Linked DNA regions of Homo sapiens: region 2 is linked to region 1. The links are chromatin contacts, found by Hi-C or POLR2A ChIA-PET in ENCODE. All regions are on one chromosome and are shown on one strand. The core of a region is the stretch at or near the end of the contact, and the rest is flanking DNA. Distances in the headings are between cores, read along the strand shown. Region 1 holds the start of SF3B5 (splicing factor 3b subunit 5). Region 2 overlaps ZC2HC1B (zinc finger C2HC-type containing 1B).

What was found. Hi-C counts contacts between places; a loop is a spot of excess contacts on that map. ChIA-PET counts read pairs that join two places held with the same protein, here RNA polymerase II (POLR2A). Pooled maps may share reads with other maps.
Region 2: a loop to region 1 is called in a map with no recorded cell type, with 5 times the contacts of the local background. The contact joins the enhancer-like site here to the promoter of SF3B5 in region 1. A Hi-C loop is called at or near these places in 4 of 37 single-sample maps with no recorded cell type and 3 of 50 pooled maps. POLR2A ChIA-PET finds 5 or more read pairs at or near these places in 2 of 52 experiments (A673 and H1).

What each region holds. Positions count from the first base shown.
Region 1 is chr6:144,092,836-144,098,913 of GRCh38, forward strand. SF3B5 (splicing factor 3b subunit 5) reads right to left here and starts at 2,738. Exons shown (of 1, transcript NM_031287.3): 1 at 2,049-2,738. The coding sequence starts at 2,662. The coding sequence ends at 2,402. RefSeq lists an enhancer at 2,488-3,187.
Region 2 is chr6:143,899,658-143,905,735 of GRCh38, forward strand. ZC2HC1B (zinc finger C2HC-type containing 1B) reads left to right here. Exons shown (of 8, transcript NM_001013623.3): 6 at 3,387-3,495. Among named protein-coding and RNA genes, the nearest start is that of ZC2HC1B, 38 kb to the left of the region's middle. RefSeq lists an enhancer at 2,277-2,496. Within about 2 kb of position 2,419, at least 10 of the 41 ENCODE cell types and tissues checked have a DNase peak (open chromatin) inside an H3K27ac peak, as active enhancers do.

The sequences.
Region 1 (6,078 bases), core at 1,488-3,987:
CCTTCCTGAGACAGGGATGATATTACTCAATGTGATTTTTGATATGTATAATGAATGTAACAACATTTGGAAGGTCTGTATAACTCAGTAACCCATTACTTTTCAGATGACTGATGCATGATGTTCCAAATCAGGTATGGGTAAAAGATCCATTCAAAGCTCAACATACATGAATGAATTTTAATGGAACAGAATAAAAAGTTCATTAAACCAGTTTCAGATTCCATGTTGTAACTAACCTTTAAGAAACTACCACTTGTTGGGTTTTAGTATAATATCAAAGAAGTATATGTACATCTATTTGAAAAAGTTAAATATTGCTCCTATACTAAATATTTATGAGAAGTGGATTTTTTCATACTTCGACAAAAATTTCATATCCCAACAGTTTGAATGCAAAAGCAAATATGGGAATCAAGCTGTCCTCTATTAAGCCAAACACAGAAGACCTCTGAAAAACCGGTTTTTCTTAAAAGCCATTCTTCTCACTAAATTATGTCTTGGTAAATTGCCATTTTTCATAAAACAAAAAAAGTTTTTGTTAACATGAAATGGTTTTATTATCATTATTTTTACCATTGACCTTTCTGAGAATTTTCATTATTTTTCAATGAATTAAAACTTTTGTTTTCATTTCTATGGTGGTGAATATCAATAGCCACAATCCACATAAACAGAGGCTCTTTGGTGTCTTCTACAATTTTCTAGTGTAACGAAAAGTTAGGAGCAATGACTCACCCCTGTAATCCCAGCACTTTGGGAGGCTGAGGTGGGTGGATTGCTTGAGCCAGGAGTTCAAGAGCAGCCCGGGAAACATGAGACCCTCATCTCTACAAAAAAACTAAGAAATGCAAAAATTAGCCGGGCATGGTGGCACGTACCTGTAGTACCAACTACTTGGGAGGCTGAGGTGGGAGGATTGCTTGAGCCTTGGAAGTTGAGGCTGCAGTGGGCCATGATCGTGCCACTGCACTCCAGCCTGGAGTTCCAAAGCCACCACTGAGCTAAGCTATGCCAGGTCACGTGACTTCTCTGCGTAAAAACCTTCCAATGGTCTGCAGTGGTGGCTCACACCTGTAATCGTAGCACTTTGGGAAGCTGAAGTGGGAGGACTGCTTGAGGCCAAGAGTTCAAGACCAACCTGGCCAACATATCAAGATCCATCTCGTGTTTTTAAAAACTAAAATTAAAAAAAACCACAACCTTCCAATGGCTCCTCAGAGGTTCATATATTGTCCTACAAGACTCTACTCTGTTTTCCCCTCCATTACCTGTCCCTCTACTTTTCCCCTTACTCACTCCCTCCAGCCATGCTTGCCTCTTTGAAGTTCCTCCAATAAACCATACATACTCCCAGCGTTAGTACCATTGCACTGGCAGTTCCCTCTTCATGGAAAGCAATTTCTCCAGTTTTCCGCATGGCCATTTCCCTCATTTTCCTGAAGTCTTTGCTCAAATGTCACCATCTCAGTAACTTGTGCATCATATTTAAGATTACAGCCCTACCAGCTACTCCCACCCGCACCACATACATTGTTCTCCCCTCCCCGCAGCATCTTCTAACATTTGCTTATTACATCTAGTGTTTGACCTCCTTTCTCCACCACCAGCATAATGTAAGCCCCAAGAACACGGGAAAATGCCTGTCACATAGAGCTCAACAAATATTTGTTGAATGTAGAATGGATGAACTCGCTTGCCAGCTTGTCATTTCTGGAGACATGGCCACAAATTCCCAAGAAAAAAAAAAGGATGCATTTTAAAGAGGCTAGGGAGGACAATGACAGCAAAGACTGCAAAGAGTTTTAAAACAGGAGAAAAAGAAGATGGGATACAATAACCACAAATTTCAATACTGAAGGCATTGTGGGCCTGAAAATAACGCTCTTGGGAAAAGTGGCAGTCGGGGAATTAATTATAAAGGTAGACACGGCGGATCTAAGTGCCTGGCCATGGACACTGGCATGCGCTCCCTCACCCAAACCCACTTCCCGCTCAGCTCTTTCCGGAGCCTTCCACCCTAACACAGAAAGTTCACACCAAGAGACTGAACGATTTCTAAACTTTATGGAAAAAGCCAATGACAATCAATTAGCCAAAAACGAGACGCCAAATCCCATCTCACTCCAGCGCCATGCCCTCTTCTCAAACGCTCGCCGGCTCTAGGACCTCTCCACCAGCACAGTTCTCAGGAGTCCTGCTGGTCTCCCAGTGCTGTTCTAAGGGTCCACATGAAGGCAGGTCAGGCGGGACTCCCCGGGCAAGCACTTCTGTACGCGGAAAGCACGAGGCGCAGGAGCCATGGAGAGCCGGTCCTTTGGAGACAGGAATACTTAAGAGGATTGGCAAACCGGAGAAACGCTGGGAGAGGTGCCCCGCACTGCGGTGGTAAGGCAGAGTCTCAGTTCTCCTCGGGCTTGTCGGCTGGCGGTCCACAAGGCTGAAGCATCTTTTCCATCAAGTTGAAGCGGACTCGCGCTTTGCTCTCATTCTCCGCAATGGCGAAGTAGTTGAGAAGGTCGAAGTGGCCCATGTAGGAGCAGTACGAGTCGCGGTGTTGGTTCACCAGCCACTCCCACTTGGTGGTGTCGGCGTGGCCCGTGCCGATGTACTTGGACTGCAGGTGCTCCAGCTGGCTATGGATGGTGTAGCGGTCAGTCATCTCGCCGCTTTCCCCTTCGCTCTCAGGTCAGAGGACGCAGGTAACAACTCGCCGCTCTAGCGTTTTACAGGAGAGTGAAGCCACCGCGCGGAAGCTCCAGGTCCGCGCCGTCGCAGAAGAATGGCGTCACAACGACTAAGTAGCGTAACTCTCGCTCATAGGGCTCAGAGGCGGAAGCGGAAGCACATTCTGTCACGCAATTGGAGTTGCTGAGGCGACGCAACAAGTGTGCCTCCCCCCTCCATGGAGATCCCCGCCCCATCAGAGAATGTTGCATGATGGTCCACTTAGTGGCTAAGGGAGGCCCTTTTCCAACAAGGAGCGTTGCATGCTGGGACTTGTGGTCTTGGGAGTTCGTGCACGCAGGCTTCCGGGACTCCTGGTCGCGTTCTGTTGTTTGTTTGTTTGTTTGTTTAAGACGGAGTCTTGCACTGTTGCCCGGGCTGCAATGCAATGGCGCGATCTCGGCTCACTGCAACCTCCGCCTCCTGGGTTCACGCGATTCTCCTGCTTCAGCCTCCCGAGTAGCTGGGATGACAGTTGCACACCACCACGCCCGGCTAGTTTTTTTGTATTTTTAGTAAAGACGGGGTTTCACTGGTCTCGAACCCCTGACCTCGTGATCCGCCCGCCTCGGACTCCCAAAGTGCTGGGATTACAGGCGTGAGCCACCGCGCCCGGCCCCTGGTCGCGTTTTAAAAGTGATCTGGGGACCTAGTGGAGGGCGATGTCTGGAGGTGGGGAGCATCCGTGGGTGGCTTGGGGCTGATAGGAAATGGGAAACCCAAGAATGACTGGACTACGAGCAGCCCCGAAAATAAACTCTTGGTGTATTTCGGAGCCGTCGTGGCGGCACGGCCGTCCCTTCACAACCGGGGATGGATTACCCAGAAGTCAGCAGGCGCCAGTTCTGGTCCCAACTATGTCTCTTAGGAGTTTGTGGCATAAAAGAGTTATTTCAGCTCTAACCAGGGTGCTTGGTGAGCAAGTACAGCACCAGTTCCCACACATTCCGGCTTCCACCTCAAGCTCCTCCTTCCTCTCTAGCCACTTATTTTGATATCCTCCCTCCAAGGCCTCACCTCACCCTACTTGGCTCTTCCATTCAGTGGGTTTTGTGGATTCAACCAACCTGATTGAAAATATTGGGGGAAAATATCAGTCTGTACCGAAATGCAGACTTTTTAAGGTTATTATTCCCTAAACAATACAGTATAACAACTATTTACATAGCATTTACATTGTATTAGGTATGTTAAATAATCTAGAGACAAACTATACAGGAGGATGTGCGTATATGCAAATACAAGCCGTTTTATATCAGGGACTTGAGCATCCTCTAGTTTTGGTATCCATGGGGGTCCTGGAACAAATCACTCACGAATACTGAGGGACAACTGTATTTCTCCATGTTACCTGTTGTGTCCATCCCCATTTCCTTGTACAAGCTATTCCCTCTACGTGGAATGTCTGTTCCCTTGGTGAACGCATCTCCCTTTAAAGGCAGCTCAAATGCATCTCCTTAGAGTTTTCTCTGGCTGCTCCAGACAGATGTAAACTCTCTTTCCTCTTTGCAAGTTATACGTCTCTTCCTTATTATTGCTTTATGTCCTACTGTTTGGTTTAATAACTTCCTTACATGGGTAGAAGCTACTTGAAAAAAAGATCCTTTTTTTAAAAAAAAAAAGTCCAAAACAAAAATTTGATAAATGGATAAATTATTACAACCGAAGAGAAGGAAAACTTTACTGGGAAGGAGATAACTTGAAAATAATTTTATTCTGCTGTTTAAACTTCGTTATAACAAATGTTTCACTCCTAAAATGTAAAGAATTTTGCCAGGCATACTTGTGGGAGATGTATCAAACCTTAACATTTTGCCATTTTTCTATGGAGCCTGTTTTTTTGATTGCTGAAAGTGTGTATCCATGCACAATAGTTGTTTTTGTTATGCAAGTTTTAAAGCTCTATATAAATAACACTCCGTCTATATTGTTATAAAAGTTGCTTTTTGCCCTTGTCAGTATTCATGTTACATGTTATGTAACTTTAGTTCATTGTTTACTGCTATACAGTATGTCACTTAATTAGTATAACATAACATGTCCACTCTCTCAATGATGGGCATTTATTTTCGTATTTTTGTTATTAGAAACAATGCCGAAATAAATATTCTTATACATGTGAAGGTGTTTCTCCAGGGCAGTGGTCCTCAACCTTTTTGGCACCAGGGACTGGTTTCGTGGAAGACAATTTTTCCACGGACAGGGGTTATGGCAATGGTTTCGGGATGATTCAGGTGCATTACATTTATTGTGCACTTTATTTCTATTATTATTACATTGTAACATATAATGAAATAATTGTACAACTCACCATAATGTAGAATCATTGGGAGCCCTGAGCTTATTTTCTTGCAACTAGACAGTCCCATCTGGGGGTGATGGGGGATAGTGACACCAAAAGTATGTTGCTTATGTCCAGTCTACTCTGTAATCTCGTTTTGGTTGCTATCACTGCAGAAAACCCTCATTCACATAGATAGGATGTTGGAAATGGAAGCAGACTTTTCTGTGCTTTGGTGCCAATCTGAGGATATTCCACCTTGACTCTAATCCAGAACATACGGAGATTTGAAGTTGTCTCAAACATACTTTTAAGCCACCATTATTTGCAGTCTCAAGCAGTTGATCTTCTAGCACGGGCAAAGTTGATTCACCTGGTTTTTTCACAAATGCGTCATAGATCCATTCCTTCCCAGTTCAGAGGTCTTTTGTAATTGGGAAGTAATGCCCAAACTCTATTGAATGTAAGACAGGTGATCATGCACCGGCTGGGAGAAAGAAGGCCCTGGCTCAGTCTCTTTCAAAATCTCTACTAATGTTTGAAATGTCAAAAATCCCGGTGTTGACTTGTAACCCCCATAATTCCAGTTGGATTTGAATGCAGCCACTTTATCTGCCAACTTGAACACAGTTGTTCTCCTCTAAAGTGACAGATTGAATTCTCTGAGCAGGTTGAATATGTCACACAAGTAAGCAAGTTTTGCCACCTATCCTGTGTCACTGAAATGTGCTTCCAGTGGTGACTATTTTTCTAAAAGAAATCTCTGTAGCAGCCCTCCTAACTCAAAAACTCTGGCCAGTGATCTACCTTTAGAAAGCCATCTCACCTCTGTGTATAAGAAAGATGAATGCGCTCTGTGTCCATCTCCTCACAGAGCTGTGCAAACAGACGTGAGTTAAGGGCATGTACTTCAATATAGCTGATAATTTTAATCACATCCTGCAAAACGTTGTGAAGTTCAGGTGACATTTTTCAGCTAGCCAGCATTTCCCCATGGACGACACAGTGCACAGACACATTCAGAAGCAACCTCTTTGACCCAAGTAGTGAAACCAGAAAGCTGTCCAGTC
Region 2 (6,078 bases), core at 1,169-3,668, 190 kb before region 1:
TGAGCATCGTGCCTGGCCCCTACAGCCTGTTTAGAAAGCTTCTGGTTAAATCCAGTATGTAATGGGGTGGGACCGTTTCCAACAAAAGCGGATCCCACAGACTGTGGATCCTGAGCGCTATCCCCTTAAGCATTAGAAGGTTATTGACTATCAACTATGTACCAGAAACTGCGCTAGGTACTGGTTTGATCAAGAATTTGTCATTGAAAGATGGAGGGGGACTTAGAGCTGGTACAGTTGGCATATATAGGAGAGCTATGGAAGAAGAAGTCACTGCAATTCCTGGAAGTCTTCAAAGGCAAGCAAACTTTTTGCCCTTAAATATCAAAATGGGTTCACCAGCCTAGAGTTGGGGTTGGGAAGGGCTTTATGCACAAAACATCCAGCTTGTGGCCTGAGGCACCCATCTGGGGAGCGAAAGCATAGAGTACCTACGAAAGAGGTACAGGGTGCTGGGTGTGGTGGCTCACGCCTGTAATCCCAGCACTTTGGGGGGCTGAAGTGGGCAGATCACCTGAGGTAGGGAGTTTGAGACCAGCCTGACCAACATGGAGAAACCCCGTCTCTACTAAAAATACAAAATCAGCCGTGTGTGGTGTCACATGCCTGTAATCCCAGCTATTTGTGAGGCTGAGGCAGGAGAATTGCTTGAACCTGGGGAGGCAGAGGTTGTGGTGAGCCAAGATCATGCCATTGCACTCCAGCCTGGGCAACAAGAGCAAAACTCCGTCTCAAAAAAAAAAAAAAAGAAAAAGAAAAGAAAAAAGAGGTACAGGGACAGGCAAGACAGGCAGACAGGCAGCCAGAACTAGAAGGGCTTTAACTCAAGCCAGTTGAGAGAGGAAGAAAAGAGGAATTGATTGAATAAATGCCCTAAAATCAAGGACTGTCCTTGATTGACAGGTCCTTGATTAACAGGTCCTTGATTAACAGGTCCTTGAATGAGGGCCTGGAATAGGACGATTAATAGAGTTGTGTGGGAGGGAGAATCTAAGAAATAATTGATGAGACTGAGAAAATGATTAGACATAGGATAAAAGAGGGAATCAGGGTTGACAATAAGGTTTTCAGCTCCAGAGCCTGGAGAGACAGGAAGACAATCTCTGTAGATAATAGAACACAGGAGGGAGGACATATGGGTGGTGAGAGGCAGTGGTTACAATAAATACAGTTTTATAGATTGTTTTGTTTTTGTTTTTGAGATGGAGTCTCACTCTGTTGCCCAGGCTTGAGTGCAGTGGCACAATCTCGGCTCACTGCAACCTCCGCCTCCTGGGTTCAAGCGATTCTCCGGCCTCAGCCTCCCAAGTAGCTGGGATTACAATCACCCACCACCATGCCTGACTAATTTTTGTATGTTCAGAAGAGATGGAGTTTCACCATGTTGGCCAGGCTGGTCACAAACCCCTGACCTCAAGTGATCCGCTTGCCTCAGCCTCCCAAAGTGCTGGGATGACAGGCATGAGCCACCACACGCGGCCTAGATTCAGTCTTGACATCTGAGATAGCATGAAAAGAAGTGCAATGTAGAAAAAGCCAGGATTCTACAGTCAGTAGTCAGGGTTTGAATTTCTTTCTTTCTTTCTTTCTTCCTTTTTTTTTTTTTTTTTTTTTTTTTTTGAGACAGAGTCTCACTCTGTTGCCCAGGCTGGAGTGCAGTGGTGTGATCTCGGCTCACTGCAACCTCCGCCTCCCGGGTTCAAGCGATTCTTGTGACCCAGCCTTCCAAGTAGCTTGGATTACAGGCTCCCACCACCATGCCTGGCTACCTTTTGTATTTTTAGTAGAGACGAGGTTTCACCATGTTGGCCAGGCTGGTCTCGAACTCCTGACCTCAGGTGATCTGCCTGCCTTGGTCTCCCAAAGTGCTGGGATTACAGGCATGAGACCCCGTGCCCGGCCAGGGTTTGAATTTTAATTCTATAATTTAGGTAAACTTGGCCGAGTTACTTAAATTCTTTGGGATTCACTTTAATCTGTAAAATGGGGTTAATCATGTGTACCTTGCTGAGTTGTTGGGGGACTTATAGATAAGTGAAGGGCCCGGTTCAGTGTCTTGCACACAGGGGCTCCTCCTTTCCTCTCTCTACATTACCCCACCCTCCCCTTCTCCAGTAGCCTTTTCCAGTTGATACGATTGGCATGACACTTTTGGAGGAATATGACTACTTTGGGCTTGAACACAGCCTAATTATGGAAAAGTTTGTATGTATAAGTCTACCTACAGTCTGTAAAGCAGTAAAGGGTGAGTTACATTTCTGCAGATGGTTCTTCTTACTGGTCTCCAGAGTTAGTCTGCTTTAGTGGGGCCAAAGAGAGCACAGGAAAGCAGCAAACGGAAGTGTTTTTATTCCTGAAGAAGGCCAGCTGGCTGTCAGTGTAACCAGTGACTTGGCCCCACTCCTCTCCTTGTTTTCCAGAGCTGAGTGGTGATTGCGAACACAGAAGAAAAATTGCTTGCTTTGTGAATTCCTTCACTCACTGTAGAGTATATCTGAACAGCCGTATTTGTTTCCTTTGTGCCAGCTTCACCACTTTGGGGCCTTGTCTAATAGTGAAGCTTATTCAAAAATGGAACAAGAAAGGAGGGGTTGTTTCAGTTTTGAAGGGCTGTTAACACAGCCGAAATATGTTTCTATTTTAAACATAATCAACTTTTAAAATGTGTCATACTCTTAACCAAAAGAGACCAATATAGGCCTCTAAAAATAGCTTTATTTGTGTGAATGGGGATGAGCTGCCTCCTATAGTCTCTCAGCCATTCTTGCCCAAGTGAGAATTCTCACTTGGTGTAACAGGTTATCTTTATCCTGCAGTTCCGTGGAACTGGAGGTGGGATCAGTGGCAAGATAAAAGGAGCATGTGAGAAACCTTTTGGTCCTTATTTCGTTTTAATGTAACTATTCTGCTGCTGCTGCTCTGCAGGGAGGGGGATGGTGTAGGGATGTTGGAATTTCATGCTTCAAACATTTGCTGCCTGCCAATCTGTTTTTCTTTGTTCATGTTAAAAAAAACAAAATAGTCTTCAAGTGTAATGAAAAAAATAAAATGTTCTTTAAATATATCCTTTATTGACATTAAGTGATTTCTTATGTCTCCATACAACTAATTTTATAGGATAAATATACCACCACCAACCCCAAGGGCTTAATTATGGAAGGGAAGCTTCAAAACCCAGATATTGCTTTGAGCACCAGCTGGGAGGACAAGAACCAGGCTAACTGAAGTGCAGGGTGTGTGTCTGTCCCCTTCCCCTGGATTCAGGGAGTCCCTGCAGATGATACCATTCTGCTGCTGGTTAAGTGGGAACAGCTGTACCTCCTATGTGGCACCTGAGGTTACATACAGAAGGTGTTCTCTTTGTCTCTTTCTTTCTCTCTCTGTAGGGTAGGGCTCAGATGGGTCCAAAAAAAGAACCAACTGTTACCAGTGCTGTGGGAGCTTTGCTGCAGAACAGGGTCCTGGTGGCCACGAATGAAGTCCCAACCAAGTCAGGTGAGTCAAAGCACGCATTTCATCTCTCAAATGATGGGGGTCAGAGGAGATCACTGTTGGGTTTGGGATTCACTGGTAGTCTGCAAAAGCTCTAAGACATTCACTGTTGCTTTTGGATGCAAAGATATTTGGGTTAGAGGTTAAAGCTTATTTGCCAAAAGGGAATATTTCTTAATTTATCAGGATTACACAACTTTCACAATGTACAAGTCAAATTCGATTACTGCAATGGGAGTCTAAACCATTGTTCTCCGGTCTAGTAAAATTGAAGAGATTGAAAATAGGAGAAGACCACGTGTCATATGTTTGTGTTGAAAATAAGGGGAAAGTTTCTTTTCTAGAAATAAATACAGATCCTCCTCAATTTATGATGGGGCTATGTCCTGATAAGCCCATTGTAAATAGAAATATTATAAGTCAAAAATGCATTTAACATCCCAATTAACCCATGTAAAGTTGAAAAATCTTATGTCAAACTAACATAAGTCAAGAATTTCTGTACAGTCATCCCTCGGTATCCACAGGGGATTGGTCCCAGGGCCCTAGTGGGTACCAAAACCTGAGATGTTGAAGTCCCTGATATAAAATGGCGTAGAATTTGTATATAACCTAGGCACATCCTCCTGTATACACTAAATCATCTCCAGATTACTTATAATACCTAAGGCAATGTAAATGCTATGTAAGTAGTTGTTATGCTATATTAAAATTGTTGTATTATTTTTTATTATTGGTACACTTGGGTTTTATTTATCTATTTATTTATTTTTAAATGTTCTCCATCTGTAGTTGTTAAATCTGCAGATGTGGAACCCATGGGAACAGAGGCTGACTGTAATTTCTTCAAAGTAGCAACAAGGCAGAACCATAGGAGCCATCCTAATGGGGATGAGGTGGTATCTCATTTTAGTTTTAATTTGCATATCTCTAATGACTTATGAGGTTAAGCCTCTTTTCAAGTGCTTATTGGTCATTTGTATATATTCTTTGAAAAAATGTCTGCTCAAGTCCTTTGCCCATTTTTGAATTGTTTTTGTTGTTTTGGTTTTTGCTAACTTAATCACCAGTGTGATTGGTTGTTTTTGTTGTTGACTTTTAGGAATTCTCTATGTATTCTGGATATTAATCCCTTATCAGCCATATGGTTTATAAATATTCTTTTCTTTCCTATTCCATGGGTTGCCTTTTTCCTCTGTTGATATTCTTTTTTGTGTGTGTTTTTTGTTTGTTTGAGACAGGGTCTCTGTTGCCCAGGCTGGAGTGCAGTGGCACAATCATAGCTCACTGCAGCTTCAACCTGCCAGGCTCAAGTGATCCTCCCACCTCAGCCTCCCAAGTACCCAGGACTATACGCATGTGCCAACATGCCCAGATAATTTTTAAATTTTTCGTAGAGATGAGTTCTCACTATGCTGATATTCTCTTGATTCATAAATTTTTAAAATTTTAGTGAAGTCCAATTTGTCTGTTTTTCTTTGGTTGCCTCTGGTGACCAAGGAATCCAAGAAATTGGATTAATCCTTGCCTAATCCAGGGTCAGAGAGGTTTACTCCTATGTTTTTGTCTAAGCTAAGGCTAGCTTTAGATCTTACGTTTTAGTTCTTTGATCCATTTTGAGTTAATTTTTAATATATGGTGTTAGGTAAGAGTCCAGCTTCATTCTTTTGAATGTAGATGTCCAGTTTCCCCATTCAACCAATGGTCTTGCACCCTTGTCAAAAATCATTTGACCATGTATACAAGGGTTTATTTCTGGACTCTATTCTATTTCATTGGTTTATATGTCTGTCTTTATGCCAGTATTATATTTCCTTGATTACTATAGCTTTTAGTAAGTTTTGACATCAGGAACTGTGAGTCCTCCAAGGTACAGCCAAGATTGTTTTGGCTATTTGGGATCCCTTGAGATTCCATGTGAATTTTAGGTTGGGCTTTTTTATTTCTGCAAGAAACATCATTGAGATTTTAACCGTGATTGCACTGAATCTGCAGATTGCTTTGGTTAGTATGGACATCTTAACAATAGTAAGTTTTCAAATCCATGAACATGGAATATATTTCTGTTTATTTATGTCCTCTTTAATTTCTTTCAGCAATGTTTTGTAGTTTTCATTGTACAAATCTTTCACCTCATTGCTTAAGTTCATTCCTAAGTGTTCTTTTTGATGTTATTGTAAATGTAGTTGTCTTCATAATTTTTTTTGATTGTTCATTGTCAGTATATAGAAACACAACTAATTTTCCTGTGTTGACTTTCTGTTCTACTTTGCTGAATTAATTTATTGCTTCTAATAAGTTTTTTGGTGATATCTTTAGGATTTTCTGCTTATAAGATCATAGCATCTGTGAACAGAGATAATTTTACTTCCTCCTTTCCAATTTGGATGCCTTTTAATTTTTTTCTTCCTAATTGCTCTGGTTGGAACTTCTAGTACTTCATTAAATAGAAGTGGTGAAAATTAGCACACTTGCATTGTTCTTGATCTCAGAGGGAAAGTTTTCAGTCTTTCAGCATTGAGTATGGTGATCTCTGTGGGTTTTACATGTATGGTTTTTATTATGTTGAGGTAGTTTCCTTCTATT